6 separate regions of the Mus musculus genome follow, and all the other regions are linked to region 1. A link is a loop called in an ENCODE intact Hi-C map of the cell type or tissue named here. Cell type or tissue: heart. All regions are shown on one strand. Region 1 holds the start of R3hcc1l (R3H domain and coiled-coil containing 1 like). Region 2 has its middle 42 kb from the start of Loxl4. Region 3 holds the start of Gm19437 (a long non-coding RNA gene). Region 4 has its middle 39 kb from the start of Gm25216. Region 5 overlaps R3hcc1l (R3H domain and coiled-coil containing 1 like). Region 6 holds the start of Pyroxd2 (pyridine nucleotide-disulphide oxidoreductase domain 2).

Region 1 (5,000 bases):
GCTCATCCTTCAGTGCTAAGTGGACAGTCAGCTCTTCAAGGAAGCCTCCCCTGGGCCACCTGGCTAAAGTAGCCCACCACCATTCATTTCCAATATATTCTATTGTACAGCAGCCTAACTTATTTTGAATGTACAGAATTCCTTACCTTCTAACATAGCTGCTGATTTGTTAAAAGCCAAAACAGTTATGACCTTGCTTCTTAACTCTTCGTGAGTGCCTCTGCTAAGTCTCCGATATACAGCACTAAATATGGCTACTTGTTAGATCAAGTTGATAAAGGAAATTCATTTGAGAGCAGTTTTGTGACGACATGATGTAGGGGTGGATACCGCAACAGATGCCGTGGCGTGCTAGGTGAGCTGGCAGGTGGCAGGTGGGGAACACCATGTTTTATCATTTGTTGATTTTTATGGCACACATAGTATCTTTTGCCAGTGGCCAGGAAAACAAACCACGGGGCAGCAGATATTCAACAAAGGCCTGATGAATGAAGCAAACTTGATTTGTGCCTTGCAAGATCTGTGGTCTGCTGGCTCAGGCCCATTCTGCTAAACTAGTTAACATAGCTCTGCTTCCCAGCATCCCACATTTAGCGGTTCCTGGTTTCCCTACCAGGCCTACCTGGGCATTGGCATATGATTCAATCCAAGTATTTGACAGTTTGGCTCTCCCTGGTCTACTCAGACCGAGGACCATGCTTTGATCCCCAGCTTAGGCTATGGCAGGAAGTAGAGAGAAGGACAGGTTACTTTACTCCCACAATTCCTAGCTCAGCTGATGACGATTTTTTTTTGTTGTTGCTGCTTTTGTTTTTTGCTATGGAACCATTTGACTAGTATCTGTCTCTTCTTAAGGGACCATAAATCCACAGGGGTAGGCACTGGTCTGCTCATTATTTTCGGCCCCAGCACTGGCCCATTGTAAGCAATAATATACAACCATTTTGCTGAGTGGTCAGCTCACCCGAGGGGGAAACTTTTTAGGAAGGCTCACATCTAACCTATCCCATAATCAGATCTGGTAAGGGATGGGAAGGAGAGTAGTGGATTGGGAACTACTATTTTGTAAAAGCTCCAAGGTGTTCACCTTCATTCCTTCTCTCAAACTCAATCGAATGGTGTCTTTACAGGGTTTTAACACAAACACGACTTGATTAAATTTGTTATTTACACAACTCGGCCTTTGGCAGTAAGGACCCCACAGCCGTACTGAGATCAGTAAGGAGAACAGTAATCAGCTAAGAAACTAAGCAAGTGGGAATTAAGTATCTGGCAGTGGAAATAAAGAACAGACTCAAATGCTAGAGAGAGAGCCTCTACAGGGTTTGGTTAGCATTCAAATGTAGATGAAGAGGCATTGGAGATAGATGGGAAGGCAGTGAACAGAGAGGAGAGACACAGTATGAACTTTTCAAATATTTCTTTTTTTCTTGTATAGTTCCGAGATCGAATCCTGGGCACTTCACCTGTTTGCCAATCACAGGGCTATACCATTCGCGCCACCAAAGCGTTCAAGCCATTTTTTGACAAGTCTGCAAGATAGGAATGAGATAGGGTCGTCTAGAAGTTGGGAGTACGATAAGCTAAAGCAAAAAAAGGGGCCGGGCTGGACGCTCCCCTTCCTTATTCTAAGAATTGCAGAGAACAATATTCAAGAGGTGAGTTCGGGGGGGGGGGGGAGAATTACAGGAAGAGACCGAGTCGAACGGCATGGAATGAGGAAGGCAAAGCTGGATAGTGTCATAGAAAATAAATGATAATGTCCAAGAGCTTCAATGACTAATGCTTAAGTTAGACAGCCTGAAAATACTTGCAGTGGGTTTGGCGACAAGGACACTGGCTGCAACAAGGACATTTTCTGCGGGGGGCAGAAGCTGCAGTGTAGAACTCAGCACACACAAGGAAGGAAGTAGAGACGCTAAGTGCAGATTACGCTCGAAGAAACTCGCCCGTGGACGAGGAAAGAGACACGGTTATGATTGAGCAGGACGTGAGAAGATTTGAGCGCTTTCACAGCTGAGGGTTGAGATGGAGGATGGACGATACAGGAGATAGAGGAGCGTCAACGCCCTCCCGCCCTCTCCATTTGCCGGCCCCGCCCCCCACGCGACGCGACAGGGGCTCGCGAAGACTACAACTCCCAGGAGGTCCCGCGGCGTGGGCGGAGCCAAGGCCTGGCGCGCACCCCAGCGGCGAGCGGAAGAGCAGGCGCTTCATGGTGGCAGCGGAAGCGGAGAGCGACAGCGTCCCGGTAACCACGAACCCTTGAACCCGATTCTTTCTCTCCCTGAGCTGGTGCTGGTTGCCCTCGCGTCTTTCCTCCGGCTCGGGAGAGGACCCTCTTTCCTCCTGTGTGTTAACGCTGGTTTTCTTTTCCTCCGGTGACGCGCGGGGCAGGCCCCCGCCTGGGGCGGAGGTTATTGGGAAGCTTCCGCCCTTCGACCTGTTGGAGCCCCGGGGCGGGAGGGCCACCCTCCGGTCTCTTCTGTTTTCTAAGGGGCCGGAGGCCTGCCTTGGGCCTCTGCCCTAATGCTTCTTTCTGGTAGAAATCGTCTCCAGTCACCAGGTAGCGAGCGGGGTCTTAGGACCCCTCTGGGCTGCGGAGCTGTGGACCACCGAGGTGGCTTCGGGACAGCCCGGGGCCGCGGGCGATTCCCGGGCAGTGGCACTTCTGCTCCGCTGCTAGGACCCCCGGGCTATGGGCTGGCCGGGAACAGTTTGTAAAGTAGGATGTTCTTCCTGCTCTTCTCGGGCGGTCCTCAGAAAACTTCCAACCCACTTTATCGAAAGTTGTCTTACAAACTTTTTTTTCGTCGCATCTGAGTTGTGAGGGAAAGAGTACGGGGTTTATAGAGTCTGAATCCTGAGAGGATGATGGGTTGGCCACTTGATGGACCTGTGGTCTTTTGTAGTCCTATTACCACCACCTTGGTTTCTCTGTCTGGAAAAAAAAAGAGGGGGTGCAGGGTCTTTTGTACTATGCTTTTCAGTGTTATGATCTATGTGTGAGACGTTTGTGCTAGAAAACATTTAAAATAAAGTTCCTGTACCCTCTCTTGTGTGGTCCAGGTCAGTTGGATTTTAAAATCAACGGTCATGTCTTTATGAAGACCGGAGTTAATGGTGTCTTTAGAAACTGCGATGAAACCTACAAGTGTTAAAGCAAGGTTTCAAGCGGAGAGGTGACATTAGGGCTTGACCACCTGTGGAATCGGTGTCAAACTTCGAGGCCCATCAGCATGCGACACACAGCCAGCTGCCCCTGTTGCTCGGTTTCCGCTCTTGGAAGCACTACACATGACAAGCATCCCCTAAGACTTAGAGCTCCCGAAGCTTGGTGCTGAACCACCAGTGTCTAGGGTTTGTGGGTTGCAGGCACTACTTACTCATGTAATAATAGCTGCCTGAGCTATTTAGCGCAGGGTTGAGGTGTCTGTAGTTCATTGGTAAGATTGCATAAGGCTCTGAATTCTCTCCCTAGTAGTAACCACAACAACAATAACAAGCAACAGCAGCCTTTAATCCCAGTACCAGAGTCGGAGGCTGGCTGGTCTCGGAGATTTTGGTAGCCTAGTCTGGGTAGTGAATTCCAGGCCAGGAAGAGCTCCTCTTTAAAAAAAAAAAAATTACTCTTTTTCACTCTTAGGGTTGCCTAGGTTTCCCATAGTGCTGCTCTGACGTGGTTATTGGGTATGCTCTTAAGTAAATACTTTTCTAGAGATTGCTTTTCTTTTTCTTTCTTTCTTTTTTTTTTTATTTTTTTATCTTGTCAGTTTAAATTGGACTGGTCTTTTGTTTGTAACCTGTACTTGAGTGTATTTCACTATGTAGTGTAGCTCCTAGCAGGACAATTAACTATGACTCAGATATTGACAAGAATAGAATTCTATAGGACAATTTTTGTGTCTCTATTCCCCCCCCCCATATATGCATACATGTATAGGGTTTTTTTTTTTTTGTTGTTGTTGTTGTTTTTCATTTTTGAGACATGGTTTCTCTGTATAGTCCTGGCTGTCCTGGAAACCACTCTGTAGATCATGCCAGCTTTACACTCACAAGAGATTTGCCTCCTGGGTGCTAGGATTAAAAGCATGGGCCACCACCCAGCACACATACAGTTTTTAAGTTAGGCTGTTTGTAAAGTTTTAGCTTGAGTTGGGCATGGCAGTTCATGCCTTGAATCCTATTAAGTCAGAGGCAAATGGCTCTCTGTGATTTCAAGGTCAGCCTGGTCTGCATATCAGTTTCAGGTCAGCCAGAGCTACCTGGTGAGACGGTGTGAAACAAAAACAAAACAAACGTTTTAGCTTAAAGGAGTCTGGGAGGCTTGATGGTGGAAACTGAATGAATGACCACCTCTGCAGATATCCTGGCTCTGTGTGTATCTGTAAGGAGCAAGGTTAGAGAAAGCAAAGAGAGAAGCTTTACAGACATAAATGGCTTGGGGGCCAGGGCAAAATCTTAGGTTAAGAATTGAAATACTATTTTTATTTTCTTCAGGTGTCTCACTGACTGCCAGATATCTGCGAATTTGGATGCTAAGGAAACATTTCCTTTATTTTTTTTTACACATGATCTTAGCCAAAAGGCCAAAAAGCAATTATTATTTTTCTTTCATGTTGTGCCTTCTGCTTTTTCAGATTTGTTCTTACCTTTAGTTATGCTTCAGCATGGTTTCTTTGCACAAATATATATGTATATACATACACATATACACATTTGTATATGTGTATATGTGTGTGTATATGTATATATATATGTATATACATATACACACACAGCTATGACAATAGAAAGTCATGTACATTAAAATCATTTTGCATATTGTGTTGTCTCCTTTGTTTCAAGCACTTGCTTTTTGACTCCTTTTTACTTAAAAGGACTTTGGAGGGTAGATCTCATTCTTTGCTGTATACCTAGTAGATGCTCAGTTAGCAATGGCTGCTGAATAAGAACGTTTTATTGATTATCTTATGCTATATGGCACAATTAGGAGAGGC
Region 2 (5,000 bases), 140 kb after region 1:
GAGACCAAGGAGTCTCACTGCCAGCTTGACCAGGTCTTCCACACAACCGTGGGCAAGTATGTAGGGATGCCAGCTGCACACTCCTGTACCTGCATGTCTTTTTGTCTGAAGCGGTAACCTCTTCGCTCCTGACTTCAAAAGAGATGGAAACCATTGTCATGGCCTTGAAGCATGGGGCCCCTTGCAGAGTGCAAGCACACTGTGGGGAAATGTCCCCAGTAGCCCACCAGAGCCTGGTACACATTTGAGATATGATTATCTTTGTGGGTTGCAGCTTCCTGTCTCCAGCCTAGGGTATTTTATAAACACTTGACTGTGTGCTGGCAGGGCATAATCTTATTTGCATAATATTGGAGGGGTAAAAAGCTAAATAATTTTCAAAAGGAGGAAAAACCAATCAGCCCTTTTTGAGTATATTCTGCTTCCTGGGTTAGTCAATTGCATTTCCCAGGCTTAGGTTATGTCTATACAACCCAGGGTTGGGGTGTGAGGGGGTGGGGGAGCTCTGATGGTCAGAAGGACCAGGCAGCTGGAAAGGAAGGCAGACGTCCCTTAGCCAGCATGTGAACTCCCAGGCCCTCCCTGCCACAAGGAGCAGAGATAATGAAGATGGAACAAGTTCAGGGAAGGGCGACCGAAGCCATGCAGGAGACATGACTTACGGGAGAGAGTTTAATTGGTTTAGCCTAAAAAGCCCATTACGCTCTCTAGTGGACATGAAAAGGCTATAAATATCTGCAAGGTGACAACAAGGGAGAGAGGCTGAGATCCATCTGGCTGGGCAGGACCTTTGAGACTGACTCAGAGGGATCAAAGACTCCGCTAAGGGTTGAAGCCCACTTCAGGGCTTTTGTGAAGTCAAATCCCTCTGTCCTGAAAATACACTCACCAGCTCTGTCATAGAGAATGGACCCACAGGGTAGCATCTAGCTGAAGTGAAGGACCTGGCTCAGACTCTTCTTGCCCCCCGCCCCCAGAAGCTTAGCCAACTTGCTAACCATCCATCTTTGTCAAGGCTTAGCTAGAAATCTCCATGGGGTGGAGGCAGGTCCCTGGGGTCTCAATCAGTTCTAATACCCACCTCCCCAGCCCCCCTGTGAAGAGTGGCCATGTTCAAGATGGAGTTGGATAGAGAAACACACACATAACAAGGTGGTGGGCAGCCTCCCACCACGGGGTCATGGGACAGATAGGATTTTGAAGGACCTGCCCAGTCACGCCTCAGAAGAGCTGGACTCACTAAATCCTCAGCTGAAGCTGGCGGACAGCTGCAGCCTTCAGGGCAGGAGCTGGAGACAGGGTGGAGGACCCCATGTGCATGTGCAGTCAGAGAAAGCTGGACAGTGTGGGATTCATCTCCACCAGCGAACAAGCAGGTCTTTGTGATGCAGCGGCAGAAGACAGAATAGGAGTCGAAGCTTCCGGGCTGGGTGGCCTCTGGTATTCCTCAAGATGGAGACTGTGGGAGTGGGAAAACTGGTCCAGGAGACAGTTGCTGCTCTTGTTTTCTTGTATTTGTTCCACTGGGGTAGGGCTGCCCAACCCCACTGTCTAGAAAGGAGACTAAGCCCAGCACTGAGCACTTGGGCTTAAAAGCAGCTCAGTGAGGCCATTTTACAGATGGAGCAGATGCTTCTAGAGGTAAACTGTCTGCTTTGAGGACTTCTCCTCTTGCAGAAGCTGAGTCTCAGAAGGGTACCACATGGTTCTCAGACTGAGGGGCTGACCTGTAACTGAGCAGAGAATCTTACCCAGAGGGCCAAGGGGCAGCCCCTGGGGAGCCCATTGCTTCTCTAAAGATGTATTCAAAAGGTGCGTGGGCATTTTTAATTGGTTCTTGTCTCTCTACCATCCCAGCTCTCTGTTGGGAGGGTGAGCCAGGGCCAATTGCATCCATGAAGAAGATGAGGAAAGGGCTGAGGGTTATGGGGATGCCACTCACAAGAAGCTAGTGGTCCCCAGGTTACACCAGGTCATAAACACAGCATCCATTGACCATGGTGAGAAAATCTCAGCTGTGTCTCAACTGTGCTAGGGTCTGAAAAGTTTGAAGGGGGAGTCCTCTAGCACTTTGGGTCTGTCCTTGAGTGTATGAGTGTGTGTGTGTGTGTGTGTGTGTGTGTGTGTGTGTGTGTGTACCCGTGACACACCTCTCTTGGTCTCCAGACTTGCTTCATCCTGGGGATGTAGCTTGCTTTGATTTCTTAAGGTCGAGCTGGGGCTGTGGGAGTTCCTAGTAGGGCTGCCTGTACCTGGAGTCCATTCTTATTTGGGTGGGGTAAGGATTCTCAAGTGACTTGGGAAAGTGATGGACAGGAAACAGATGGGCAGAGAGCTGTTGGGCAGCAGCAGCAGAGAGGCCCAGGAAGCCCCGTGTATCTGGGCAGGTATCACTGGTGCTTTGGGGACACATTACTGCCTCTCTCCTTTTGTATGTTCACCACTGAACCCAGATTTGCCCACCAGTCAGTGAACTAAATCTCACGCTTTCAGGAGGTGGATCAGCTGGGAGTCCCATGAACAGGTCAGTTCTTTTGGGATCTGTCCATCAGTGTGGTATTCCATCCTCTTCCTCTCTTCCCTCCCCTTCTCACCTCTCAGCCCAGCCCTTGGCAAGCTGCTTCAGCTGGCCCATTACCAGCACTCTCCTGCCCTCTTATGGCCACCCTGGAATCAGCCTCTGATCAGAGCCTTTCCCCAGGCCTGAAGGTGCAGCAGCCTAGGGAAGTGGGCTTGGTCCTGAACTTGGTGTGTCTAGGGCCCTGGGAGAGAGACAGAAGGCTTGATTCTACCCTGAGCCAGGGGGCTCCTTCCCCAGAGACCACCTAGTTGGCCACCCTTGGATTCTCTCTCCATTCGGGAACAAAGACAGTCCCTCAAACCAGTCCCCTGCTCAGAAACTCAGCTCTTTTTTTCCTTCTCAAACATTGTTTAACCTTTTGCTCCCTTCTTCATGCTCTGTTTCAGCTTCTGGGCTCCGGTCCCCATATCTCTGCTCCATTTCTCTGAAGGGCTGGCCCAGAGGGAGCACTCTTTCTAATCATGGATCCACCCACATCTCATGGATGCCAGAAACATGGCAGGCGGTTTTAAAGTCATCTCAAGTCCCATTGCCCACCTCTAGACTCCTCAGCAGCAGTCATGGTACTGCCAGAATTCTGTCTTTGGCTTTCTTGTATGGGGGTTTAGTCCTATTCTGCAGCGGTGGCATCTTTGAGCTGATGCAGTAACTGCGCATCACTCATTAGATGCGTTGGAGGTTCTCAGCCGGTATATGGCCGTCCAAATGCCGTTTCACAACAACTCTGTGTTTGCCTCTCTCACAGCTTCATTGATCATCATTTCTCCGGGACAGCGGGTATGTTGGGAAAGAATTTACATGAAACACCATTTTGTACTTTAAACACAGGAGGTGCACATAGTTAGGTGCCCCCCTCTGAGAATGGTTTGGGGTGCACAGACTTTCTGTCCCCTTTCTTATCTTTGAAGGGGGGTTTCCTGGGCATCTTTATCTTCCTGACCACAATCCCTCATTTTCTGGAAGAGCATATTAGCTCTGTTCTCTGAGTTGGGGCAGAAATAGGGCCCTACCATGTCTAGGACTGGATCAATTTCTGTATGCAGTAGGCCCTCACAGGTAAAACTGAATGAGTAAGTTGCTGTGTAGGGGAGATGAAGTGGACCTAGACTGGAAGGGCTAATTTCAGAATTACCCAGCACATGGGGCAATTTGGGGTCCTGACCAGCTCCTGCTCTGGAATACTCTGGAGGCTTAGGAAGCAGTTGTCCTGGGCAGGTGTTTGTTATAAGCACAGGGATGGAGAGGCACCGTTGCCACCGTCCAGGACTCAGGATGGGCCTGACTCTGTCTCTGCCTCTGTCCACTGTCGCTTTGCTAGAGGAGCACATCTCTGAGGAAATGACCATGGGAGTCTCCCAGTGGAGGCTTCCCTAGAGCTGTGCTCCCAGCCATGCTCCCCGCTGTGTGTCTGACACACAGATATGAAGAAAGCCATGTAGTGCCTGAAGAGCCCTACACTGGCAATCTGGGCTCCACTTCCCATCCCAGCTCCGCAGTTTCTGAGCTGTACGACTTTGAAGAGATCACTCCTTGTCTCTGACCGACTCTTTTCTGGTGACAAAATGAAGATGCCTGAAATTCACTCCACCAGGACCAGACACAGAGCACAGGGTCAGCCAGTATTGACCAGAAAGTCTAAATGGTTCCTCCTCTCCTTCCATGACAATTTCCTGGCTCACCTTCATTTCAAAATAGTAACTTGACCTTGAAAGCTGCTCTCTTTTCTTTCTCTGCCTCTCTTGGTCACTCTTTCTTTCCAAGTGAGGTCTCTGGGTCTTAGCATCCATCCTTCATTACAAAGTGAGGCTGTTACACAACTCACAGGGCTGTGTGAAGACAGGAATGATGTATAGCACCTGGTGTCAGGCTCACACACAGAGCACGCTCAATGGAGGCCATTTCGGTTCAAAGGAGAGGGACCGTACCCTGGTCATAGGACTGGACTAGAAATGAGCCGAATCTCCAGGTAGGTGGTCACGTTCTAGCTATCCCTTGAGGGATGCTAAGACTGAATGAGCAGAATTAGAGAAAAACTTTATTATGTAGAGTGACCAAGGCCCTGTGGGGTTGCTGTGAGAGCTTACCTGGTGCCTGGCATCTAACTGGTAGACTTCTTATCTAAATCTCCCAGGTTTTCTTGGCCAGCATGTACCCCTTTCACATGATCTGTTGGTGACATACACCCTCCATTTTGTGTGTAGTGGCTCTTTGTGCCTGCTTCATGTCATGCAATAGGAGAGGACCACTGGCCAATCCTCAACAAGGCAGGCAGTGTATCAGGATCCAGAGAGGCTCCAGGATCTGTCCCATAACCTCTCTTACTGATCACCTCCCGGGGCCTGGGAATGATGGATGTAGGGCCCAAGGTCACACACTCCTTGCCAGAATCATGCTGCCCACAGTGCAAGAAGGGCCTGCT
Region 3 (5,000 bases), 230 kb after region 1:
ACCAATCCCGGTCAAAGTGCCTCAGGTCACAGGCTAGCATGGGCCGCGCTGTCCAGGGAAAGCAGACCACTGAGCTACAGCCTTGGCATCCATTTCCTCTCCAGAGCCTGCTGTGTGTGGGCTGCTGAGGGAAGCTTCAGTCCCCGCTCACCTTCCCTACCTGAGCATCCTTCCGTGAGAACTGAGAGATTTCCTTCTGGTTTGCAGCCATATCTGTGCCCAGCAGAAGGGACCTGGGCAGCCTGTTCAGTGTGCCCTCTTCCAGCATGGGGGTGAAGGAGTAGGGGTCTCTCAGATGAAGTTTCAGCCCGTGTTTCTGCAGAGCACACAAAGCACACACACTTTAGGGATCTATGTTTCTGCTCTTGACCTTTCTCCAGTTCTGTTTGTGGGACCAGTTAGGTATGTTCGTCGTTGGTCCTGAGGTGTACAGACCTGGTTCCTAGCTTTTGAACAAAGGTTATAAATAGCCCTCTTGTCCAGAGACCCAGTGATAGAGCAATAAACCAAGACGCACAATGTCACACCGAGCATACCATATTGTACCACGTCCCCGCCCATCCACCCAGTACCCACTTCATCAGGTAGGGATCTTTACAGTTACGTCTACATTACAAGCCTAGAGAGCCACATACGTTCAGGGAGTTGAATAGTTTGTTCCCACGTCATTTTAGAAGGCAATCTGTCTATCAAAGCCACACCTCTGTGACTCCCAGGACCTGAGACCCTCATCTATAGCTGCCTCCCATCACTTCAGAAGGCAGTACTTGGAGCTAAACAGTAAAGCAATGGTTATGTGAAAATTCACGTGTACAAGGTGGGTGAACTAGTCATTTAGTTTCTATATTTGCATGGCAGTCTACTTTACTATTGTCACTTTAAGTGGATGTCTCCTCCATACATTTTAAAGTCGGCTTTGATTCTCTCGAGCTTCCTCACAGCGCGTCGGCTTCTCCAAAGGGCCAGCGGACACAACAGAGACTGAGCTGACATCAGCTGGACGGACAGTGGCCGCTCTCTGGAGATTTCTTTGTCCGGATCCGTGGCCTGCTTCCTCACTGTAGGGCTCTGCTCAGATACTAATCAGCAAGCCCCACCCGGCACCAACCACGCTGGCACGATCTGTGTTCTTCATCCAAAGAAGAACAAAGCCCTTGTCACCACATGGTTAATTACACGTACATTTTGTCTCCGTCTCCTTGAGGAGGAGGGGGCATTGTCTGCTTTGCCGCTGCTGTGTCCCTCTCATGGGCATGGCACATTCACTCCGTGTGCTAGGGAAGCATGTGGAAAGATGACCTACCAACATTCCAGGGGCTGCCCAAACCACAGATGCTCCAGCACACACCAGTGCCCAGGCGCAGGCGTTCACAGAGCAGAATCCACATGTGGGTGGGGTCTGGCCTGGGGAACTTTTGGCCTTTTTTTAAACATTAAAGTTGAGACATCTTTATTACAGGTTGGAGAAACTTCTACCTTGGGCTCTCTTTTTAAAATTTAATTTTATGCATAGAGATATTTTGTTCCTGTGTGTGTATGTGTGTGTGGTATGTGTGTGTATAATGTGTGTAATATATGTATGTATGTATGCATGCATGCATGTGTATGTGTGTGTATGCATGTGTGTGTGCATGCATGTGTATGTGTGTATATGCATGTGTGTGGTGTGTGTGTGTATATATGGTATGTGTGTGCATGTATGTATATGTCTCTGTCTTATCTGTATGTATGTGTATGGTGCATGTGTGTGGTACATCATGTGCCAGGTGCCTGTGGATGTCAGAAGACCGCATCAGAAGCTCTGAAAACAGAGTTACAGATTGGGGTGAACAGTCCTGTGGGTGCTGGGACTTGAAGCCAAGAGCTCTACAAGAGCAGGAAGTGCTCTTAACTGAAGTGTGGAGATAGCTCTCCAGCCCCTGCCTTGGTTCCTCCTGATAATGGCAGGGGCTATCCTCAGTTCCTCCCTTTGCCTTACCAATGACATCTTTTATATTGCTAAATTAGCTCTGTACAGTGTGCACGCCTCTCCAGCCCTGTGCCCTCGTCACAGACTGCCATCTTGTGGTCCACTGAGCAGCTGCCTCTGGTATCTGGCTTTCCACACCATCTCCAGCACGGGCCAGGGGACTGATGAATCTTCTATAAACTTCTGCTTCCTGACTGAATACCTCTTCTGGCTCCTCACTGTCCCTGGATGAAACACAGTCCTAGCGTGAGCTCCCCCTGCTCTGTCCCCCACATAGTCTGTAGTGGGATGCTCTGGCCACAGGGGCTTTCTGCTCATACTTGCTTTGGCCTGCCAGCTTCCATTTTCCTCTGACCAGAGTACTTTCTCTCTCAGACATACATGTGGCTAGATCACATCAGCGCATGTGTCACCCCTTCAAGGAGTCACCGTCACCAGGGAAGTGTGGAACTTCACTTCTTATCACACTGTCTTCTGTTTTTTCTTTTCTTTCTGTCACCTACCTTCATTTAACGTTCCCTTGCTGTGTCTCAGATTCCCCACTGTCCCTGTCCCTAGGCCTGTTCTGGGCCTGGTGCAAAGCAGGCACTCAGGGAACACAGACTGACCATACCAGTCGATAAGCAGCCCGGGGGAAGCTGAGTTCTTTCAGATAGGTCAGGTCATTCCCACCAGCAGAGAGGTTTCAGGGGCCTCGCCCTAGGCAGATTTCCTCAGTAAAGCAGGAGTGGGAGGAGCATTGATGGAAGAGGTCTAGAAGATCCCCTGGGGATGGGAGGGAAGACAGAGGCTGCTTCTGCCCCTCCCCAGGTCTGCCGCCACAAACTGGAACTCCATTAATACAGTTTCCTTCAGCTACAGTGAGACAGACTGACGACCCTGGACCTTAGCCAGGCTTTGGTTAAGCTCTGTCTGGTTCTGATATTGTATCTATCTCCTCCATTCTCTCTCTCTCTCTCTCTCTCTCTCTCTCTCTCTCTCTCTCTCTCTCTCTCTCTCTCTCTCTCCATTTGGGCTTCTGTTATCGCCTGGTCCGTAGTCTCTGGTCCTTGATTCTATGGCAGTGGTTCTCATCCTTCCCAAAGCAACCCTTTCATACAGTTCCCCTTTTCATACAGTTCCTCATGTTGTGATGACCTACAACCATTAAAATTACCTTTCTTGCTACTTCATAACTGCAATTTTGCTATGGCTATGGCTTTTAATATAAATACTTTTGGAGACAGAGGTTTGCCAAAGGGGTCTGGACCCACAGGTTGAGAACCACTGTATTAGAAAGAGCTTTTGTAAGCAGTGCCTGTGTGTTTTCTTCATTTCATGCAGGACTTATGCAGTATAAAAGGCACCACGGTTCTTTTTTTTTTTTTTCCCAAGATGGGAGACAGCCAAGTTGGCCTCAGGACTTGAGGCGGTTGAGTTTATGAGGGGGAGGAGGAGGTGGGCAAAGGCAGGCCAGCCAGTGAACAAAGGTGAGCTGACAGGAAAGACGAACCAGACGGCCCAGAACCCAGAAGAGGCCCCAGTCCTCTGAGACGAATGTCTCAGGGGGTCCTCTACTAAAGTCTGAACCGGGTGAAGAAGGGGAGTCTCTTTTAGCCAAGATCTCCACACACATGAAAGAGAAAACCCTGTTTGACAAGTAAATGAGGCCAACCGAAGGTAAGGACTACAGACTGTGATAAGTGACTAGCAGCCACGCCCTTAAAAGAAGTATACTGGAGTGGGTGTGATGGAGAACGCCTTTAGTCCCAGCACTCCACAGGCAGAGGCAGGTGGATCTCTGTGCATTTGAGGACAGCCTGATCTACAGAGTGAGTCCCAGAGTTGGGCCAGGGCTACAAAAAGAGAACTTGTCTCATAAGACAAAAGAAAAGTATACAAGTATATTGTTACACCCCAAGTGTTGCCCCCAAAGGTCTTGGACCCCCACAGCAGGCCTGTTGGAATTAAGGGGTAAACGATGACAGTAGATACAATTAATTAGTCCTTCCTGGCCCAACGTTAATGAATTGAAGGATAAATTTGTGGTAATAAATGCTTTTCCTTTCTGGTCACACAACTAAAAGGTAAACTGAGGCGATACTTATTCCTCCTCCCTGTTTGAGGTACATCCCAAGGTCCAGGCCACAGAGAGCAACTAACTCTTAGTAGAATGTAAGTCTAATCCCTAAACACTAAGGTTCAATGTTCCCTCATTGGCTCGGCCTTAAAAGGTGGAGCGTGCAAAGCCCACGTCAACCCTGGGAAGGGAACAATCTTACACTATTCCAACAAAAACCCAGGGGTAAGGCTATGGGTATCTGATTCTTTTTATCTCTGGTGTGCCTATGTTGTGTCTCATAACATACTTTTTTTGCTCTGCACGTCATTAAAAATATGACTGTCTCTCCCTCACTAGCTCCTTCTCCTGGTACCCTGACGTCATGTTCAGGACCGTCTCCCTCTGACTTGAATACATTACCTCTGAGTTTCTTTCTGTGTCTGTTTTAAGATTCTTTTATCTTTGAGACCATGAATTCGTAAAGGGGATTCTGCCCACAGTGACGCTGTTTTCTGCTCACGCTATCAAGAATGGTGGTAGATGCCAAAGTTTAACAAGGGCAGCTTTGTAAACTTGGGTGCCCAAGGCTGCATTATGGGTGCTTTATGAAGACCAGATAAGATACCAGGAGGCTAAGGGAGCTAGGAGGAGTCGGAAGACCCTGCCAGGTGCTGGCGTGCAGACGGCAAGTCTGATGGTAAAAGCAACAACAGCAGCAGCAGCAACAACAACAACAACAACAACCCTCGTTTTTCAAGAGGCCTGTTTCTTATTTGAGATTTGCCAGATCTTAAAGCACAGGGTGGCTGAGACAAAAATCAAGCTATGGGATACCGAGGAACAGGTGTGGGTTAGACAGAGCCTGGAAGAGAAGAGAGACCTCCGGCAGGAAGCTGCTTAGGGCATGGATATGATGCCTCCCTCCCAGGCCAAGAAGAAGGAGTCACACCCACCCTCTACCAACCACCAGGCCAGGCCAGGCGATCTACC
Region 4 (5,000 bases), 140 kb after region 1:
CGCTCCCTCCTTAAATCCTCCATGTGAGCCTAGCAGATAACAGAATCCAGGATCCAGAGGAGGCACAGAGTCTGGGATGTGTCCAGGGCCACACATCCAGGAAGGAGAACCAAGGTCTTGGGCTGAGTGTGACTGGTGGCTTTTCTCTGACCTGTTAGTATGAAGATCACAGGGAACATTTCTCAGGAGCCAGCAACACGGCTCAGCATGGGTGCTTTCTGTGCAAGGCTGGCTGGCTACCTTGGATCCCTGCAACCCAGATAAAGGTAATAGGAGAAAAGGCAGACTCTCCCAGCTGCCCCGAGGCCTCCACATGTGTGCTATGGGAGTGCATCCCTGTGCCCACGTCAATAATAAATGAAACAAAGCAAAACAAAAATGAAGCCAGTGACAGCTTGGGCTGGAATTTAAGCCACAATTAATTGAGCCAAAGGTAGAAACTGTCCCTAGACATGAGGGACCCTTGGGGACATTAAAATGTGCTTCTTGAATGTCAAGGATAAAGTTCTTCTAAGCTGCCGACAAATATCCATGAAAGGAATTTTAGCATTAAATAAAGTTCGACGAGTTTTTATCGATACCTTCTTAGAGCCATGTATGTGTGGGGTGGGGAAGGCCAGTAGGTAGTCCTGGCAACCTCACACTACTGAGGTAGAAGTTGTCAAGCATAACTGAGAGGCAGGGCTTCCAGAAACTTCTCTTAGAGCTCACTGACATTATTTTTAAAGGTTCTAAGAAGAATACTGGCTCAACTTTTTTCAGTCCAGACTTTTCTGAATTTTGCAATGGTCCCTCCTCTACTGCCCTCTTGCCCCTGGGGAATGTTTGCAAACATCTTTGGAATAGTCTAGGGGAGCCCCATCGGCCTGCAGGCAGCTCCACGGTGGGGGCCTGGGCTGTCAAAGCCGAAGGACACGCCCCTTTCTTTGTTCAACAGACCATGGGGCTCTGCTGCGAGGACTACAGAAGCTTCTCTTTGCTCTCTTGGTCAGAAAAGATGTTAGCTCCAGCTAGGATCTAGCTTAAAACGGGTGTCCTTCCAAATTGGGGGATTACTCAAACCTCTCAGCCTTTGAGCTAGAGGGATCCCTCGGGTCAGCAAACAAGTGTTCAGGCACGTGAGTGCCGCGTGGCTTTCGGAACACATGCAGGAGCGGGTTCCAGCAGGAGACTGATGCAGCCTGAATTGTAATCAGAGGAACACACTGGAAAACAACAGATTCGGGCCCTTTGCCTCTGGGCCGGCTTGGCAGCGTGGTGCACAGGACTCTGCTTGCCTCTGTGCTGAGCTCACCCTGCCAAGAGCCAGACTTTGTCCGAACATCCATGTGCGGGCTGAAGAGGGGAATCTGTTGACAGGACCCAGCTTCCAAGCCTGGACCTCGTGGCCATAGCTCTTCTCCAAAGTGACACGTAGCCAGGGCTGTTTACCCAGCAGAGTCAGTGCTTGGAGGCCACTTAGCTTGCCAGTGCTGTGGTAAGACGGAAATGCCTACATGGGCGTGGTGACATTTGTTTCTAGGTTGGAAAATAGCCTGGCAGTGTTCTTTGATGTCCCATGGTCCTGGACTGGCTTCAGGCCTGTCACCAGGCTTTCTGAGCCACCAGCTCTTCTGTGAGACATGCCCCCCCCCCCCCTGAGCTTAGCCTTCAGATTGGGTCATCAAGAATCTGTGGGAATCTCTGCATACCTTACCAAGTAGTCACTGTTTCTAGTCTGTCCTGAGTCACATGCATTTAAATGTCCCAGTAACGCCATGAGGGGGGAGTCCAAGGGTGCTCCTCATGTTATGTTGGGAAACTGAGCCCCAGAGAGGTGGAACTGGCTTCCAGGATTTCTGGGGTGGAGCTGGCATCTCTGCTTAGGTCTGATCTACAGAGGCCCGGCCCCAGTCACTTCATCTCTGCTTCAGAAATGGCCTCCCTCCGAGGGCCTGTTGGCGCGCTAGGGTCTCCCAGTTTCTCCTTAGGATCTTTTCTGCCAGGTGCTCCAGAGAAAGATGTGGGGAGGAGAAGTGGCCTTCTCTCTCTGGCTTGGAGGCCGCTGTCCCCTCGCTTGGGGTATCATAGAGTAGGGGCACAGAGGCTTGGAAAGGACAATTATCGAACTCACTTTGTCCTCCCAGAAGCTATGAGGGGAACAACCAAATATCTCATTTCATAGTTAGGAAACTGAGGTACAGAGAAGAATGTATGACGTTATATACTGACAAGCATCAGAGGTGAGGCCTAAACTCACAGTGGCTGGCTCTGGACATACCTGATGTACATTATGCTGTATTTTAGGTCTCAGAGGGCTGAAGATGGAAGATGTGGCCCTTTAATATGGTTCCTCGTGTTGTGGTGACCCCCCCCAACCATAAAATTATTTCTGTTGCTACTTCATAACTGTAATTTTACTACCGTGACGAATTGCAACGTAAATATCTATGTTTTCTGGTGGTCTTAGGTGACCCCCGTGAAACAGTCCATTGATCCTGAGGGGACTGAGACCCACAGGTTGAGAACCACCGCTGTAGAAGAAGCAATAAGCCCTCCCTACTCATACTATGGGAAGCCGAGTTCTATATCTACCTTTTCCTCTGCATCCAGGCCCAAGGGCAAGGTGTAAGAAGAGGAAATATTTAACTTTTTGTGTTACTCTGACCAAAAACCTGTCAAGAGGCAACCTAAGGGAGAAAGAAATTACTTTGGCTCACAGTTGTAAGGATACAGACCCAGTGCGGTGGGGAAGGCAGCTGGTCCCATTACACCACCCGCCAGGAAGCAGCTGACAGGAAGTGAGGGCAAGGCTATCAAAAATGTAAGGCTCACGGCAGCCCCTAATACTTCCTCTATCAAGACTCCACCTGAAGTGTTTCCACCATCTTCCAAAACAGCAGAGCTTGCAGGAAACCAGGTGTTCAAACACATGAGACTGTGGGGGAGATTCCACATTCAAACCACAAGGGGGAGTGTGCTGATGGGTGGTAGGGAAAAGGCACCCATTTATCTACTGGTTCCTTGGGCGCATTGCACCTGCAGTGTGTCTCACACTGTGATTGGCACAGAGGAATTTGGCTTTCATTGGACTGAACTTGAGTTTTTATCTCCATCGGAAGCCAGTTACGAAACTTCCGGGCGTCAGTGTCCTTCCCTCCCCAGGGAAGCTGGTGGCAGCACAGTTTCTGAGCTATAAGGAGGCCTCCGTGAAGTTAAAGACACTGGGGACTTAGAATAGTGCACGCCTGTGTAAGAGCTGAACAAGTGGTGGCTGTCAGTGCTATTATTACCTCTGTCCTTGGGAGCTCACTGTCTGGTGGGGCCCAGACATTAAAAGGAAGTAGATAATTTCCTGATGACTTGGGCCAGGAAGTGAGGCGGCATTGCTCAGAGCAGTGAGGTTAGAATTCCTGCCTCCTTGCTCTCTCTGAAGTGTCTTGAGGTCAGTCCTGCACTTCATCCTGAGGCTGAGGCCAGCTTCAAGTGCTCCTTCTGCACTGGCCCAGGGGGGTGCTGGTGCCCAGATTGGGTGTCTATGTCACTTTGCCTGTTCTCGTCTTCTAAACGTTTGGGGGCAAAGCTTCTGGGGTGGAGGGAGCAGCCAAGACAGCTTCACAGCTCAGCACAGACAGAAGCCCACCGGTGAGATGGGAAAGCCAAATGGCCAAAGAAATATATAGGAGCAAGTTTAATGGCGTGGTGACAAGCCACTCCGTAAAGCGATTGCACGCTGGCAGGTGATAAGCATTTTAGAAGCAATGAGACAGAAAAGGATTACTTGGGGCATGCTGGGGATCCTCCCTCCCAGCCTAGAATTCCTCCAGGGAGTTCTCAGCCAGCCGTGTAGATAGGGAGGGGGTCACTCCCCTGCGGCGGGCCCCAATTCTCAAGCATCTCCGACTTTATCGTAGGCTCCGGTGGCTTCAGCCACTCTCAACCTCAGTTAAACCCGTGCTTTTCTTACCTCCTCACTCTCGTTATAGAAAAACAAATGATTTGATTTTTAGCTCTAGACTGTCAACTTCGTACCTCAAAGTTCATCTCCGGGAGCTGTGTTTCCATGATATTTTTAATAACTGAAATATCATCCTGGAGCAAATCATGGCGTGTCAAGAAAGCCACCACCCTTCTGGGAAGAAGAGTGTGTTGGACGTGGGGGAGATGGGGCTAAAGCTGGAGGTGACTCAGGGCTGTTGGCTGTTGGGGATATTCTTGGGGTACTACTTATAGAGTCCAGTCAGGATCTGGACCCGGCAGCAATGCTGAGCTGAGACAATGGTGGGGAATCAGAGCGAGGAAGAGGAGGGCTAGAGCCGAGCTAGTTCCCTGCAGAGGGAGGCTGAGATCACTCGGGCGGTCTTGTCTTGCTGGGATAGTAGATTGAATGGTAGAATCCCAAAAGCTCTGTCCACACTGTAACCCCAGGAAACCATGAATGTGGCCCTATTTGAAAAGGGGGTCTCGAAGGTGTGATTGGGCTCCAAATCATTACGGTGGAGAGGAGAGAAGACCACAAGAGGAAGAGGAGCTTGGTGGGTTTTTGCTCTTGAAGCCAGGGAGTGCACAGAGCTGCAGGAAGCCAAGAGGAGGAAGGCTCGTCTCCCGTGGAGGAGGCTCACACGCACGATTGTGGTGTTTGGGACCTCTGGCCAGCAGAATGATGCGTGCATACATTTCTGTGGTTTTGAATCCCTGAGTTTGGGGGTGGCTTAGTATGGCAACCCTAGAAATCAAATGCAGACCCAAGTCTGAAAACCTGGGACCAGGCGCTGATCCCAGGAAGATGGCATAGCTCCTGAGTAGAGAGGTCTCTGGTGGCAGTGGGTCCAGAGTGGGCTGCTGTGGGACAGACAGAAGGACAAGAGTCCAGAGAGTTTCATCTCTGTCCTCGTGCAGCCAGAGCACAGGCCAAAGAGACTCCCCTGAGTGATTAGGTAAGCCCGGGCGTGGGTAGCCCTTCCCTTCAGCCCTTCCTCATCCTTCCGGTTATGATTTCGAGAACAGACTTTCACAGGTGA
Region 5 (5,000 bases), 48 kb after region 1:
GGAAATGAATGAATATGGCTATTTTTTAAAGAGTTGATACTGACTTAAGTTGACTAAATGACTTGAGTCTGTAAGGAACTATAAGTGAATAATGATGCGCTGACTAGTCAGAGTTCATAAATACAGAATGTGTGACTTGAAGGCATATTTTAACATTTATTCTCTCTGCTGTTTAAATTCTTTATTACAAATTAGGACCACTGTTTTTAAATAGAGAACCACTTTCTCTTTCATTTCTTATTGTGGGTTCATACAGCCTTGGTCTAGACTGGAGGATTTTTTTTTTTTTTCGAGACAGGGTTTCTCTGTGTAGCCTTGGCTGTCCTAGAACTCACTCTGTAGACCAGGCTAGCCTCAAACTCAGAAATCTGCCTGCCTCTGCCTTCCAAGTGCTGGGATTAAAGGCGTGTACCAGCACGCCTGGCTAATGTTTTTATGTTGTGTGGTTTTTTGTTTTTTTGTTTTTGTTTTGTTTTTTTTTTGTTTTTTTTTTTAAGATTTATTTATTTATTATATGTAAGTACATTGTAGCTGTCTTCAGACACTCCAGAAGAGGGCATCAGATCTTGTTACAGATGGTTGTGAGCCACCATGTGGTTGCTGGGATTTGAACTCCGGACCTTCGGAAGAGCAGTCGGGTGCTCTTACCCACTGAGCCATCTCACCAGCCCCAGGTTTTTTGTTTTTAAAGATTTATTTATTCATTAAATGTAGGTACACTGTAGCTGTCTTCAGACACACCAGAGAGAGCATCAGATCCCATTACAGATGGTTGTGAGCCACCATGTGGTTGCTGGGATTTGAACTCAGGACCTACAGCAGAGCCATCTCTCCAGCCCGAGAAATGGTTTGTTTATGATCTAGGTGGTTATTCTTAAGTCTGACATCAGGGTTTCAGTCCTGTCTGAAGCGGTTATTTATATTTATGTTCTTCCTAGCAGACAATGTCTTCACCTGAACGGTTTTGTTTGAGTCATTTTTAAAATGATAATGATGAGTTTCTTGTTTGTTTAAATGAGGTGTATAGAAAAATACCACCCAACTATGAAAGAGACCCCCAAGACTAAAGAGGACAGCATGTTGGACAGAACCGACTTGCCACTATGAACCACTCCTTCATTCTTAGGTGCTTACACAGTTTCCCTATTACTGTAGTGAGTGCTTCCTGAGATCAAGTCAGGAAACATCTTACACATTCCTTAGAATGAAATACAGAAGGGACAGTAGTTGTGAGTGAACACCCATGATCCTTTTGAATTTATATCAGAATTGCATATGTGCAGTGCATTTACTCATAGCCTTCCTTAATCAGATTCACAAAGGCAGTAAGTGGTTCCTAGAGTATGGTGTTTGGGCGAGCAGGTTACATATCATCTGAGAACCTCTTAGAATTGCATTTTCTTTAGCCCAACAACTTACCTGTTAACTTTTTCAAGTGATTCTGAAACATGTAAAGTTTTACAGTATTTGCTTAAATGTCTGTCAGAATGTGACTGGGAACTCCCTTAGTGGTAGTTATAAAATCCTTACCAAGCAGGAGTTAGCGACCCCTCACAGGCTAGGAAATAGAGTAGATAGAGTGAGATGAATGGAGATGACTTATTACAGTTGAGATCATTGGGAAAGGATCTTAGTCTGAGGAGGAAACTGTTAGACAGGAGCTGACAAAAGGCTGACTTGAGACTGGGAGAGAAAGTAACTCCTTGCAGAAGGCAGCTGTGCACACATGACAGTGCTTAGTAACTGGAAGGATGGGCATGAGCGGTTAGAATTCAAGTGCTGTCTCTTTCAGGTTGGCCTCTACCAACCTTGAAAACATCATTGTCAGTATTCAGATTCTGGGGAATTTCAGTTTCATTTGTATTTTGGAAGAGGGGATCCATGCATGCAACTGGATCTTTCCCATCTAGGTACAGAAGCATTTAGGCAACAGCTGAGTGTTTTGAGAAGCATGGTCACATAGTCAGAAACTACTGGCTGACTAAATGCTGGGGATGCCAAGAACATGCTGTGCTTTGACCTGAAGACAGTGTTGCTTGCAGCCTTTAGCAGGACTTATGGAAGAGTGGGGCTGTGGTAAGGATGAGGGCGGATGAACAGAGAAGGAATCAGATAGGCTGTGCGTACAGGAAACTCAACTCTCTTCTGGTTTTTTGAAGGATGCCACAAGTCTAATATCTCAGTTTATTATTTATATTACACAAACATACTTTATTAAATGCAGGACTAGAGTGCTTATCTATCTTGAAAGTTTTCCAACAGAAGACTTTGGCTTTTTTCCAAGTTGGCCTATTTATTTGTTGACAAAGCCTAGACATAAAAGCATATCTAATGTTTCTAATAGGTAAGAAGAAGATAGGCTGTGAAGTAGACTATGCCACCCTTTGATTAATAAATGACATTTGAACCTCTAAGACTGGTCAGAGGAAACTTGAACATAGTTAAGTCATGAGTCATTGAGGTCCAGAACTGCAACCCTTAATGCATTGTCAAAGATCACATTTCATCTTCTATTTTTATTTTTTATTTTACTATATTTGTTTGTTTTTCTTCAAGGCAGGGTTTTGCTCTGTAGCCCTGGCTATTCTGGAATTCACTCTGTAGACCAGGATGACCTCAGACTCAGAGATCTGACTGCCTCTGCCTCCCAAGTGCTTTAATTAAAGGCATGCGCCACCATCACTTGGCCATTGCATTTCATTTTTTTTAAAGCCAGGATATGGGCGCCCACCTAGTAATTTAAACAAGTAACCAGTAAAGCAGAGAATGTTGGCATGTGTCCTGTTTTCTCTCTAGAAATGAACTGTTTCCCAGGAAAATATCAACAAACAGAACTTGCATAGCCCCTGCCACCTCCTGTTATGGCCATCAGACTTATGGTTAGAGTAAATGAGGTACCAACAGAACAGCACTGTTGTTCTTAATGGCTATTTCCCTTGGGTACCTTCATTGGCAATATGTAGTCTTTTGAGTTTTTGCATAGAAATAAATAGGTAGGTAGTCTGCAGTTTTAGTCTTTTTGTTACAGAAAGCCACTGCCGTTTCATAGCCATTAGAATTGGGCACCAAAGTAAGGGAGCTGCATCCATCTCCACTCAGTACACTAACTGGCATCCTAACGTCCTCTGTCTCCCTCTTAGAGTCTTCTGCAAAAAAAAAAAAAGAACCCAAGTTAGAAAGAAAAAAACGTATAAAAACATACAGTTCAGACACTTAGAACATGTATGAAATATGAGGGGAGGAAAGCCCTTTATAACGTAGCTTCCAGAGACCATGGTTTTAAGTGGATGGTATTGAATAGCAAATATTGAACGCTTGGAGTTTGACACTATAAATTGCAAATAGCAAGATGTTATTTTTACTACTATATTAAAGGCATTGTGCTATGTTCTAAAATTATATTTTATTGAGAGAGAAAATATATAATTATATGATCATATAACCACAATAGCAATCTGATGGGTGATTAATTTAAATCAATGGAGCTGGAGAGATGGCTCAGCGGTTAAGAGCACTGACTGCTCTTCCAGAGGTCCTGAGTTCAAGTCCCAGCAACCACGTGGAGGCTCACAACAATCCGTAATGGGCATCCAATGCCATCTTCTGCTGTGTCTGAAGTCACATATATGAAATAAAAATATGGCTGGAGCGGGGCCAGAAAAAAAAAAGAAATCAGTGACTGCAGCAGCCACACGCGAGCTGTAGTGATATTATTTGATTGCTAATGAATGGCACTGACTAAAATGATGAGACCGCCCAGGGTTAATAACAGTCTCATTTTGGGGAGGCCATAGAGCTAGGGAGACAGTGACAGTTCCTTTTCCATATTGTCCTGAGTCCCTAACTTCTTCTGTTACGGATAAAGTATACACTTTCCATGTCTTTATTACTGTTTCTATCCTCACAGTCCTAGCTCATCTTAACAGATTTTGTAATTTGTATTTTTATAAAACTTTCTGAGCTGATAGGTTATTGACTGCCTGAGTGGGAATTTGTAGAGACATCTTCCAATTGTGTGTTCTACCATGATCACTGCAGCCATCCAAAGGTTCACTTGGTTGAATCATCTGCCTTGTTCAGCCCGTTAGTCCTGGTGACTAGAGATCCCTGGTTCACACAAAAAAAGCAGGAGCATTAAGTATATCCCTTTCCATTGCTGTTGTTGTAAACCAGGTCATTCCTAAAATTAAAAAAAAAAAAACTCCATTTTGAATGTTTTTAGAATTCCTGAGTGATGTACAAGCCATTAACACATTCTGATCTGATTCAAAACTGAAGAAAAGAAAACAGCTCTGAGTCTGTATTGTCAGCATAAGGGCGACTTTCTCATTTGAGATTCTTTTCTGAAGCATCAGATTCCTGGTGTTCTCAGTTCTGTGCTTGAGTTTACTTTGTTCAGCAAACTCTGTATGATGCTTATGTGAGCTGTGGTTGGGGCAGATGGAGATGTGATAGTGACCTGACTCACAGTGTTTGTTCCATTCAGTTCATTGTGTGTTCAAGGACACTGGCAGGGGGAGAGGCGAGGGTTGGCAAAAAATCAACTTCTTTGCCCTTGTCAGAAATAAACAGACAGCAGCAACATCTCTAAAATTAAAGATCCATTTATGTGGAAATCTGGTTAAAGACAAAGTATACTTTTAGGAACATTTGATTTTGCATACACTTGGGTTTTACTTAATTTTATAATTTATATCAAAAACACTGGTGAGTTATTCTGTTGCTAAGTGACTAGCTATAGGCCAGACTGCTGAAATGGTATTGGATAGTGTAACTATATTCAAATGTAGGATTGTGTTTTGTTGTGGCAACTCTGAAGTGTGGGAAGATGGAGATTTGCATGAGACCGGGAATGAGAGTGCTAATGAGTAGTCATATACAGATCTTTGTATAGATTGCCCAGAGGCTGAGATGATTAAGGAAAAACCAAAGTGATGCCAGGGATTCTGGGACCCAGATAAAACATAAAACTAAATAGCTATTATACTGCTCGCCTGGAT
Region 6 (5,000 bases), 230 kb after region 1:
GAGAATCATTCACAGGCAGAGAATAGGCCATGAGGGTGTTGGCCAGCGTTGGGGCCCCTGGTTATTTTTCACGTTGGTGACAGATGCCATTCTTATCTTTCAGATGTCAATAGATGCCTGTGATCTTGCAGCACCCGCCTGGACGAACCCACTGTGGGCTCAGATCTAAATGCTTGACTCTTATCTGACAAATGTCCACACGCAGGGGAGCAGCCGTGACCCCCCCTGTGATGAATTTCTCCATGGCTGAGTTGCTTTCGTTTTAAATTTCCCACATGGAGACGTCCCGAGTTTTAGAGGTCATTGAGCCAACTTCTCAGCCATTAACGGAGTCTCCGAAACTGGAGTTTTCAAGCCCTTTGCTCACTATTCACAAGAATAAATGTACTTTACACCGTGACCTAGCACTCACCTGACTAATAAATGTTTCACAGGACCAAAGCTCCATGCTCTCACAGTAACCCATCCTGTGGTAAGTTTATGCGATGACCTATGCCATGCAGTGCCTCTCAGGCTTTCTAATGCCGTGGCTCTAATGCAGCTCCTCGTGTTGTGGTGAACAACCGTAAAATTATTTTTGTTGCTACTTTATAACTGTAATTTTGCTGTTATGAATCATAATGTAAATATCTGATATGCAGGATAGCTGATATCTGACCCCTGTGAAAGGGTCATTCGACCCTCAAAGGAGTCACAACCCACAGGTTGGGAGACTCGATGTGGTTTTATTTTTAAAATGTTAGAAAAATTTCATGAGAGTTAAAAAAAATGCCGTTGGGCCTGTCCTTGGTGTGAACCCGCAGTTGGAGGAACCATTCTCTGAATATAGACATAAACTCAAGGCAGGCAGCCCAGGCTTCACCTGGCTTGACCCCCAGAGAGGCATCTAACAACCAGTGGCTGCTTTGAAGTTCTCCATTTGTAAGGCAGAGAGTAATATGCATGTAATATATATATAATATACATACATATTCATATATAATGTGGAACCTTGTGGTACTGAGGGAGGAGACTTAGCAGTGTCTAAGAAACACTCAGCCCGCTGCAAGGCTGCATCAAACGTGGTGGCTATCGGCTTTTCATTGGTGGCTCATCAGTCTTGGAAAACTTGTCAAGTTTCCTTGGCAACTGGTCTCAGTTCAGCCATGAATGAATGACAAGGAGATTTTAAGTGACAAAGAACAAAACCCCCAAAGTCCAGTCCCCAAGTCCTGACTGACTCTCCTGTGGCTTCAGGTGACCTGTCCCTTTCTGCTGCAGGATCTGCTAATCCCCAGCCCTCAGGGGGATGCCCACCCAGCAGGAGCCCACTGAGCCTGGGCCCTTCTGCCATCGTCTTCACACAGTGGAGTGTTGAGTGGATGTTTTCAATGGGAAAAGAAAAAAAAAACCAACTTGGTATTTAAATCAAGAGTTGCATATATTTGATTTGTAAAAACTGTGTGAGACATATCTTTATTTTAGTATCGATAATAAAAAAAACCAAGTCTGTGTATAATAAACACTCACTCATGCGTGCACAAATTGGAGAGGGTGGTTCTCAGTAGACACAAGAAGAAGCCAAACCAGGCCAGCATTTATTTAAAGCTGTGTGATGCGTCTCACAAAAAAATGTGAACCTGCTATCATCTATGTAAAAGCCCAGCTGGGAATAAAAGCCTTCAGGTCCCAAAAGTGTGACCCGGAAGGCCCTGGTGTGGAGTGCAGCCTGGCCCTAGGCTATGCCTTAACCTAGTACTTGAGGCTGAGAGTCAGCAAGATGTTGCAGGACCACCACTGTAGCAGGTATCTATGTCTGAGGGAAGCCATGGGAGATGACACCCTTTGTGGATGCATTAGGGTGTCTGGGAACCCCTCAACCACCTTTTCTCTTTATGAAACAACTCTGGCTTCCTTTTCCAATGGATGATCGCAGAAGTGAGATTGGCTCTCATTTGTCTACAGTCCGGAGGTCTTTGCTTCCTGCATAAGGTCCCGGGAGGAACTCACTCATTTTGCGGGAGATACAGGGAAACTCCTGCGTTTATTTAGTCACTCATTATCATTCTAGAGAGAAAGGTTTAAACCCAGAAGGCAAGAGCCGTTCTAGTCCACACAGCACACCAGGGTGGAATTAGAACCCAGGGATCCTGATTCCCAGGCCAGGGAGGACTTCCATCCCAGGTCCTGCTCACTGGAACTCCCGGCCAGGTCGTGCCCATAGGAGAGGCAGCAGCAAGGCTCCTTGGAGGCCCCTCCAAGGCCGGTGGGCAGAACGCTGCCTTCCTTCCCTGAGCTCTGGCTCTGCCCTCTTTGGTTTTACCTGCTCCTATCACCACGGCATCGTACTCGGGCTTCAGGCGCCCGTTGGCTCCCGACTGAGCTCGTTTCCAAGTAGGGCAGGGAGAGGAGTGCAAGGCCCTGATGAGACCTCGGCCGCCGGCAGCCATTTCTGCCCCCAGCAATTTGCTTGCACAGTCAGCTTTCCAGAGGCCCAGGCAAGGGGAGGGGCTGGGAGTTACAGTTCAGTGTCAGCCTTGGCCTTGGGCCACCGTTTCCCAGGGTCCGAGCTTCTGCGGCTCTGAGTTTGCGCAAGCCAGCCTAGAGGAGGGGGCATGTAGGCTAAGAACTGGCAGAGTCTGAGTAGCTTCGAGGAGTCAAGCGAGTAGGTGGCAGAGTCTGAGTAGCCTCCAGGAGTCAAGCGAGTAGGGACCAAAGAGAGAACAATTTAACTAGGTTCTCCCAGGCCCGGTAGTGGGCTAAGGGAGAAGAGGAGCCAACGCAGAGGCCCCGCCTTCCTCTTGCCTCCCTTTTCTGTACCGGCAGAAGCCTGGGGGCGGGGCCGAGATCCTAAGCTGTGGGATGGGCGCTGTCAACTCAGACTTTACTCCTGCTTGTCTGGTAGTCAGGGACCTTGCAAGGTGACCACTGCTCCTTGTTGCGGGATCCTCCCCAGTCATCTTTCAGTGCCTTTGGACGACAGAAAAGGCCACCCACGTCTCCAAGAGCTGTGTGTGTGTTCTCTCACGCACACTCCAGTGAGGCTAGTCTTGCTGGGAGGAAGGATATGGACAGTTTGGGCACCTTTCCAGTTTTCCAAAGTTTCTCAAAGATTTGGGCTCACACCTGTAGATTACCTCAACTAGTATGAGTCCATACATACAATCCCTGTGCCCTATCTTGAACAGAGAGGACCGGTCCACTCCTCAGGAGTCACTCCTCTACAGGAGAAAGGCATTGGAAGTGGCGAGCTGCAATCATGAAACGGGCAGCCTTGTGTGGCAGTTTGGACAAGAGAAAGACAGATGGGGGCGGAGCCGTAGCTAGGTCATAACTTTGGCCAGCTTCCAAGATGGCTGGCTTCCTCCTTACCCTCCTGACCTGGGACAAAAGCCTGACGAGGTTTTTCTTGGCTAGTAGCGCTGTTTTTTTAAAAACTGGGTATGCTGCAGCAGAGGGGTGCTTTAGCAGGCCCATGCTGAGGCGTTCCTCTGAGGTGTCAGCCATAGGACAGGCCTAGTATAGAAGGAAGTTTATCTGAGACCCGGGAAGGGGGTGTGGGGAAAGGAGTAGAGGAAGAGAAAGAAAGGGGACAGAGAAGGACAGAAAGAGAGAGGAGCAAGAAGGGCAGTGGCCAGCAAGAACACGTGGAGAGGAAAAAGATGGGGTGGGGAGGGGAGGGGAGGAGAGATAGAGGGAGGGAGAGAACAAGGGGAGGGGGATGAGAACGGGGAGGGGGAGAGGGAAAGAGAAAAGAGGAAGAGGAGGAGGAGGAGGAAGGGAGGGGGAGGGAGGGAAGGAGGGAGGGAGGAGGCAGAGAAGCAGAAGCAGCAGCCCAAACAGTCCTTATGTGCCTGGCTCCTGGCTCACACCTAGCCCTTGCTAGGTAACTGTTAGGAGAAGCCTACAGGAAATGCTAACAAGTAGACTTGCCTGCCCAGGGACCAGATGACAAGTTCAAGGCCAGCCCAGGCCTTGCTTACCCCACTCTTAAAAGCCCTGGCCCTTTGGGTTCCAGGGCACCTCCTTTGCTGTGCAGACGGCCTTTTCTCTGTGTGTACCCTGCTGGGGTGTATTTCTTCACCCCTAATAAAAGCCTCTCCAGTGTTTCTGTCTGCTGCTGGTTGCTATGTTTGAGAATTTATTTCTCTGGCTCTCAAGATTTTTTTCCTTCCCTTTGAAGTCTTTAACTGCCAGAGAAAATGAACTGGATCAAGACCCCCTAGACGGTAATAGGAACCTGTGTCAGAAATGATTCAAACCCAGAAGGCATGGCAAAGATGGCTGAGTAAGAGGGCCTCTGAGAATCCCTCGACCCTCAGCATGGGCAGCACTCCGCACACGAGGAAGGTTTACACTGTCCAAGAATCTCTCCTAAAACCCCGAGTCCAAAGCCTCTACCTCCACACTCATGCAATCAATTAGAAATCGATGTATTTAATAAACAGCTGCATCTGCACTCAGTAAGCAGACACCTGTTCTGTCTTTGTTCACTCAGCAGGTACAATAACGAGTTCAATGGTATTTGAATAGTTTGTGGTGTAAGACACACAGAGATTAAAGTAGAGGGGATTTGAGGGCTCTAAGAAAATGCTATAAGTCTGCAGATATTGCTATCTCCAGGGGTTGCTGGAATATACTCCACAGATACCCAGGGATGATAGTAAAGTGGGGGGTATGGGTTAAACTAGATACCTCATACCATGTGGCTTCTAAGACTTAAGAGAAAACTTTTATAGTTTTAAAGCGGGTATCCTAGTGGGGCTGGGAGATAGCTCAGTTAGTCAGGTGCTTGCCACACAGTCATGACAACATAAAAAACAACCCATTGAGTGGTGGCTCTCATGCACCTTAGTGCTAGGAGTCAGGGGAGGGAGCCAGGTAGGCTCTGGGGCTTGCTGGTAAGCCAGGCTAGCTTAGCTTTAGACCAAGTGAAAGACCATCTCAAAAACACAAGGTGGATGGCATCTGGAGAACTCCTATAGCCGACCTCTGGTCTCAAGCGCATATGTGCAACACCC

Evidence for each region. A loop is a pair of places that touch in the nucleus more often than their neighbours do. Peaks named below come from ENCODE experiments on the same cell type or tissue, not always from the same donor. Only the 100,000 strongest peaks of a DNase experiment are listed, where the experiment ranks them.
Region 2: a loop joins it to region 1, with 2.3 times the contacts of the local background. A loop is called at or near these places in 3 of 42 quality-filtered maps.
Region 3: a loop joins it to region 1, with 2.5 times the contacts of the local background. A loop is called at or near these places in 5 of 42 quality-filtered maps.
Region 4: it touches region 1 in a loop (2.7-fold over the local background); 3 of 42 quality-filtered maps call a loop at or near these places.
Region 5: it touches region 1 in a loop (2.1-fold over the local background); 3 of 42 quality-filtered maps call a loop at or near these places.
Region 6: a loop joins it to region 1, with 2.0 times the contacts of the local background. A loop is called at or near these places in 6 of 42 quality-filtered maps.

What each region holds. Positions count from the first base shown.
Region 1 is chr19:42,516,607-42,521,606 of GRCm38, forward strand. It overlaps R3hcc1l (R3H domain and coiled-coil containing 1 like), which reads left to right and starts at 2,199. Exons shown (of 7, transcript NM_177464.4): 1 at 2,199-2,251. In heart, a CTCF peak has its summit at 2,199; a DNase peak (open chromatin) is centred at 2,155; H3K4me3 peaks cover 2,053 bases; H3K27ac peaks cover 1,298 bases; H3K27me3 peaks cover 74 bases.
Region 2 is chr19:42,652,586-42,657,585 of GRCm38, forward strand. No RefSeq gene overlaps it. Among named protein-coding and RNA genes, the nearest start is that of Loxl4, 42 kb to the left of the region's middle. In heart, CTCF peaks have their summits at 710 and 2,657 (motif pointing left); a DNase peak (open chromatin) is centred at 2,646; H3K27me3 peaks cover 2,212 bases.
Region 3 is chr19:42,742,348-42,747,347 of GRCm38, forward strand. It overlaps Pyroxd2 (pyridine nucleotide-disulphide oxidoreductase domain 2), which reads right to left. Exons shown (of 16, transcript NM_029011.2): 4 at 5,000; 5 at 161-316. It overlaps Gm19437 (a long non-coding RNA gene), which reads left to right and starts at 3,377. Exons shown (of 4, transcript XR_386719.3): 1 at 3,377-3,628. In heart, a CTCF peak has its summit at 2,076 (motif pointing left); a DNase peak (open chromatin) is centred at 2,084; H3K4me3 peaks cover 254 bases; H3K27ac peaks cover 1,384 bases.
Region 4 is chr19:42,658,654-42,663,653 of GRCm38, forward strand. No RefSeq gene overlaps it. Among named protein-coding and RNA genes, the nearest start is that of Gm25216, 39 kb to the right of the region's middle. In heart, a CTCF peak has its summit at 2,939; DNase peaks (open chromatin) are centred at 1,228 and 3,138; H3K27ac peaks cover 1,736 bases; H3K27me3 peaks cover 231 bases.
Region 5 is chr19:42,564,789-42,569,788 of GRCm38, forward strand. The region is part of intron 2 of R3hcc1l (R3H domain and coiled-coil containing 1 like); the gene reads left to right. Among named protein-coding and RNA genes, the nearest start is that of Loxl4, 46 kb to the right of the region's middle. In heart, no CTCF peak of the experiment used is centred here; a DNase peak (open chromatin) is centred at 2,003.
Region 6 is chr19:42,750,035-42,755,034 of GRCm38, forward strand. It overlaps Pyroxd2 (pyridine nucleotide-disulphide oxidoreductase domain 2), which reads right to left and starts at 2,741. Exons shown (of 16, transcript NM_029011.2): 1 at 2,303-2,741. The coding sequence starts at 2,429. Gm19437 (a long non-coding RNA gene) reads left to right here. Exons shown (of 4, transcript XR_386719.3): 3 at 104-472; 4 at 1,261-1,402. In heart, no CTCF peak of the experiment used is centred here; DNase peaks (open chromatin) are centred at 2,537, 2,677 and 3,327; H3K4me3 peaks cover 2,128 bases; H3K27ac peaks cover 2,736 bases.